Linked DNA regions of Mus musculus: region 1 is linked to region 2. Evidence: chromatin loops called from intact Hi-C (ENCODE). Cell type or tissue: gastrocnemius. All regions are shown on one strand.

Evidence for each region. A loop is a pair of places that touch in the nucleus more often than their neighbours do. Peaks named below come from ENCODE experiments on the same cell type or tissue, not always from the same donor. Only the 100,000 strongest peaks of a DNase experiment are listed, where the experiment ranks them.
Region 1: it touches region 2 in a loop (6-fold over the local background); 21 of 42 quality-filtered maps call a loop at or near these places.

The regions. Positions count from the first base shown.
Region 1 is chr2:93,810,879-93,813,378 of GRCm38, reverse strand. It overlaps Ext2 (exostosin glycosyltransferase 2), which reads left to right. Exons shown (of 14, transcript NM_010163.3): 3 at 1,393-1,482. Among named protein-coding and RNA genes, the nearest start is that of Ext2, 10 kb to the left of the region's middle. In gastrocnemius, a CTCF peak has its summit at 1,298 (motif pointing right); a DNase peak (open chromatin) is centred at 1,326; H3K27ac peaks cover 1,614 bases.
Region 2 is chr2:93,476,489-93,478,988 of GRCm38, reverse strand. No RefSeq gene overlaps it. Among named protein-coding and RNA genes, the nearest start is that of Cd82, 15 kb to the right of the region's middle. In gastrocnemius, a CTCF peak has its summit at 1,231 (motif pointing right); DNase peaks (open chromatin) are centred at 1,261 and 2,370.

The DNA of each region.
Region 1 (2,500 bases), 330 kb before region 2:
AGAGCCGAGGGGGGTGATCTGAAGGGAATGGGCGTGGCTTTGTCTGTCTCACACGTTTGTAAGTGACTGAAGTAGCCGGAGGTCTGTGCGGTTAGCGCCAGCTGGGGTCTGCCATCCTGTGCTGTGCCACAGCCTGGGCTTCATGGAGTTTAGAGCTAAGGAAGGCTTTTCTGTACGTCTCCTTTTAGATTAAAATCCTCCATTCCATGCTCTGGGGTCATTCCTGTTTACTCAGCAAAAGAAATGTAAGATTTGTTACATACTCTATTTCTAAGAGGTAACAACTATTACTGTTTAAATGAGCTTATTAAATCTTTTTTTAATGTATAAAATTGCTAGGTGTGTATAGTATAAACATTTTTTTTTTTTTGGTGGCCAGGAATGGCAATATGTGATCATAATGTATAGACGCTTCATTTCTCATAATGCGTTGTGAATATCTTTCCAAATAATTTCAAGGTGTGTGTGTGTGTGCGTGTGTGTGTTTGTGCATGCATGCACATGCACAAAGGCATGCATGCACACATACACACATATACATACGCTCATATACACACATAATGCCTATGCAAAGCTCAGAGGTGGATGTTGGGTGTCTTTATCACCCTCTACCTTAATTATTAATTAATTAGTTTTTGAGACAGGTCTCTCACTGAATCTGGAGCCCCTGGGATCCTCCCTCCCGTCTCTGCCTCCCCAGGCATGGGGTTCTAGGCACATGCCACTGTACCTGGCTTTTGTGTAGATGCTGAGACTTGAACTCAGGGCCTCATGCTTATTCAGCAAACACTTTACTGACTGAGTCATCGCCCCAGCCCGTCGCTGTTTTTTATACAATTCTGAACACTGCGTAGCACTCCGTTTTATAGATATTCTGTAATATAGTGAATCAGTCTTCCGTAGTTTATTTACTTTTCCTTTAAATTTTAACTTATTTAAATGTGTATGGATGTTCTGCCTTCATGTATGTTTGTGTACTACACGTCTGCCTGGTATCCTCACAGGCCAGAAGAGAGCATTGGATCCCCTGTAACTGGAGTTACAGACGGTTGTGAGCCCCCATGTGTGTGCTGGGGTTAGAACCTGGGTCCTCTGGAAGAGCAGTCAGTGCTCCTAACCATTGAGCCATCTCTCCAGGCCTCCTTTTGTTTCTTGAGCATTTAGGTGGGTTTCAGGGTTGTTTTTTTGTTCTATGTAGCAGACAAGCTGGAAGTATACATCTTTCTAATTTTGTATTTGTCCCTTTGGGGCTTATCTTGCACCTGAGAAGCAGGCCTTACTGTTGCGGCTACGTATACTTGTGTCCAGCAGGTGGCGCTGTTTCAGGCTGGGCCAGTTTGTACTCATTGCTTCATGGTTGTGGATTTTCTCAGTTGTTTATTTTCTCAATAGGTGGGATCGAGGAACAAATCACCTGCTGTTCAATATGTTGCCTGGAGCTCCCCCAGATTACAACACTGCCCTGGATGTCCCCAGAGACAGGTGAGCATTGGGAGGCTGCCCACAGTGGATTTCTGAGGATTGGGTCAGTTAAATGGGAATCATTTGTTCCCACAAAACTAGATTCCTAGATGGGTATGGTGGTGCACTCACACCTTTAATCCCAACACTCAGGAGGCAGAGGCAGGCACATCTCTGAGGTTGAGGCCAGCTTGGTCTACAAAGTGAGTTCCAGGACAGCCAGGACTACACAGAGTAGCCCTGTCTTGAAAAAACAAACAAACAAACAAACAAACAAGGTTCCTGAGCCTGCTGGGATATATTTTATGATTGGAATTGTTCATTAATCTGGAAAACCTTCTTAGGCGCTCCCTCCCTTAAGACAGAAATGCTAAACCTGTGGGAACCTGTGGAAACAGGTGGAGCTGTGGTCCTGGGTCAGCTCTAAGAGCTGTCTTGTTTTCCTAGTCTGGGCTAGTGTTAGTTTCAAGTGTAGCAGCTGAGTTTCCAAGCCAGCCAGGTTCAGGATTAATGGTGCCCGTGCTTTCTGAGTGTGGGCTCATTTGCCAAAAGTGGTTCTGCAGCTTCTGAGGAGAGATGGGTGGATGAAGCCGTGAGTATTTAAAGTCTGCTCTGTGCTCCCTGCGGTGTGTGTGGCTCAGCACCCGCCCAAGAGCTCTGGATTCACGAATGAAAGACACACACACACACACACACACACACACACACACACACAAAACCTTCATAATTAATATGCCTTAGCTAGCTCAACCTCCCTGCGGCTAGCACACACTCCCCTCCTGCATTCCAGAGTTAACATTTTCTAAATCTATATTTATCTTTGCTGCCCTGTTTCCTTCTGGCCAGCTCTCCCATGGGGCCGTTTCCCCTTTGCACCTACATTTCGGCTGGCTGTCTCACCCTCCTGCTCCTTCACAGCGTGGTCCATCCAAAGCCCCTCTCGTGGCTAAATCCCTTCTTCTCCCTATCCTGCATTTCTTGTCTGGGAATCCTAAAGGTCCTGCCTCTGTCTCTGCTCAGCCAGTGGCCGTTGGCAGCT
Region 2 (2,500 bases):
CCAGGGTGAGACTAAAGGCCCAGCCCACACACAGGAATCTCTAGTTCTCAACTCAGCAAACAAAGGAGCTGCAGGCCCAGTGTGGGATGTGGGACTGGCTTACCCAGCTCTGTCCTCCAGCAAGGTGTGGTCACGGCAACAGGGTGGGTCCCTCTGAGTCTGAGCTCATGTCCAAGACCACCAACCCAATGGAGCAAGACCCTTCTAATGACACCAAATCTTATGAGGCAGCTTCCCTCCCCTCCCTCTCTCCTTTCTGTCTTCTTCCCCTCCCTTCCCTCCCCTCTCTCTCCCTCCCTTCCATCCCCCTCCCCCATCCTTCCTTTCCTTGGCTGCTTCTTTGTTCCTTCCCTTCGTCTCTTTCTTCTTTCCATCTAGATAATTAACAGATGTTGTCAGGTGGTCATTGAGGCTGGGCCATGCCAGGTTCAACACCAACCAAAGGAGGCAGAGGCAGAGGCAGCCATGAACTTATAGAGTTTTTATAGTGGTGAAGAGGTAGGGCAGCAGATAGGTAAACACAGAGAGGTCACTGGAGTGCCTGTGAGACGGCCGGCTGCTAACTGTGCTTGTGGCTGAGCCTAATGACCTGAGCTTGATCTGCATGGTGGAAGGAGAGAACTGTCGTCCTCTGACCTTTGTATATGAACTGTGGCATGCATGGGTACACATGCACACACCCACACACACATACACACATACCCACACACACGCACAAACACACACATACATACATGAAGGGGTATTGGAGAAGACACCCTAATGTATGTCCTTTTAGAGGGGAGATACTCCAGGCAGTGCAAGGGCCCTGGGGCTGCCACCAACCTGGTTCATGTGAGACACAGAGGAAGTCCAGAGCTCCTGGGCTGTGGTCAGTAAGGAGAGAGGAGGAGTTGCCAATGGGGTGAAGGGAGCAGTCCCAGCCCAGGTGAACAGGGTCAACCTAGGCCAGAAAGCCTATAGGTAGAACAGAACTGTGTCTCAACCCTCAGCAGATGTTCCAGATGCTCAAGAGAACTGGGCAGGTGTCTGGGCTGGAGACGTGCAGAGGATGGAGCGATGGAACGTGAGGCGTGATTGCCTGCATTCTTGTGGATGGGTTGTCAGGGAGTCTGGTGCCTCAATGGTGTAGTTAAATCTTAATTTTCTGAGGTCAGGCCTGGTGGTGCAACCACAAAACAAAACAAACAAAAAGAAGTGACCAAGCTGGAGTGGTGCAATTCCCAATGTGACCGCCAGGTGGCAGAACCCCAGCAGCTGTCCTAGCTCCAGGCAGCCTTGGCTCAGTGCTGGGTTCCGACAGCCTACATGAGTGACGGTCCCTGGTCAGCCTGGTAGCACTGACCACCAGGAAGTGAGGACTGATCTATTAAGATGGATCCCTGGAACTTTCGTTATCTTTGGACTTTTAGATTTTACCATGTGCGTATCTGTCCGTGTGTTAGTCAGGATCTGGCTGTGTAGAGCAGACTGGCCTCAAACCTGACTCAGTTTCTCAAGTGTGCCTTACAGGTGTCTACCACCACACCCAATATCTGCTTTGGTTTCACCACCGGCTAGTAGCATGACCTTAAACCTACTTAAGTTTCCTCATGCCCCAATGTCCCCATCCACATACAACCTTATAGGGTTGGTGGATAGACTTTAAAAAGCTGACACCCTGAGTGTATAGATTGGGCTCTCAGTTATCACAAGGTCTTATTGCCTCTCAACAGGAAAAGGAATCTAAGCCAGGGAAACACAGCAGAGAAAGAGCAAGGCACAACCAGAGCCAGCACGGGAGGTGGAGGTCACCCGTGCCCAGCCCTGATCTGGACACTGCAGCACACAGGAGTGATCCTGGCTGAAGACCACTCACCTCCTGGAGCTGGAAGGATGGCTGAGGAGGGCGGGGCAGATAGAGGTGGGGACTATGGTATCACACCGAGAATAGCAGAGGAGCCAGACCCGGGAGTCGATATCAGATAGAGGAGCCTGGGGTTCCAGAAAAAGAAGTGTCTGTTTCTTCCTTTGGGGACGCTTGAAAGAACAACAGAATCTATCGATGACACATAAGGCACTGGGCACTCATGCATGCTATCTCGATAAAGAGTCAGGGGTCTCAGGGGAAAGGGGTCTGAAGGTCAAAGAGGAAGCCGCTTTCTCTAGGCCATACTGCTGAAAGCTGACAGCAGCAGATGTAGACCTTCTGAGGCTTCCAGCTCCTTCTCCAAGGGATGAGGACCTAGGAAGAGTGTGTGGGAGCAGTGCTGACCAGCACAGGCGGCGATGACCTCAGGGGCTTGGCTTCACTTCTCTTCTGGAATCCGGACATTGGGCGAGGTCCCAGCTTGCGTGTCCTGGGAGCTACGGAGGCCTGGCCCAGAGTTAATTACCAGTGGGAGGACAGTTTGAGAGTGGTGACTTTGGGGTTCAGGCTAGTGTCCCTTCACAGACATCTGGTCCACTCTCAGGAGACTAGGGAGTGGCTCTGAGTTGGGTGGAGGTTGACTATAGATGG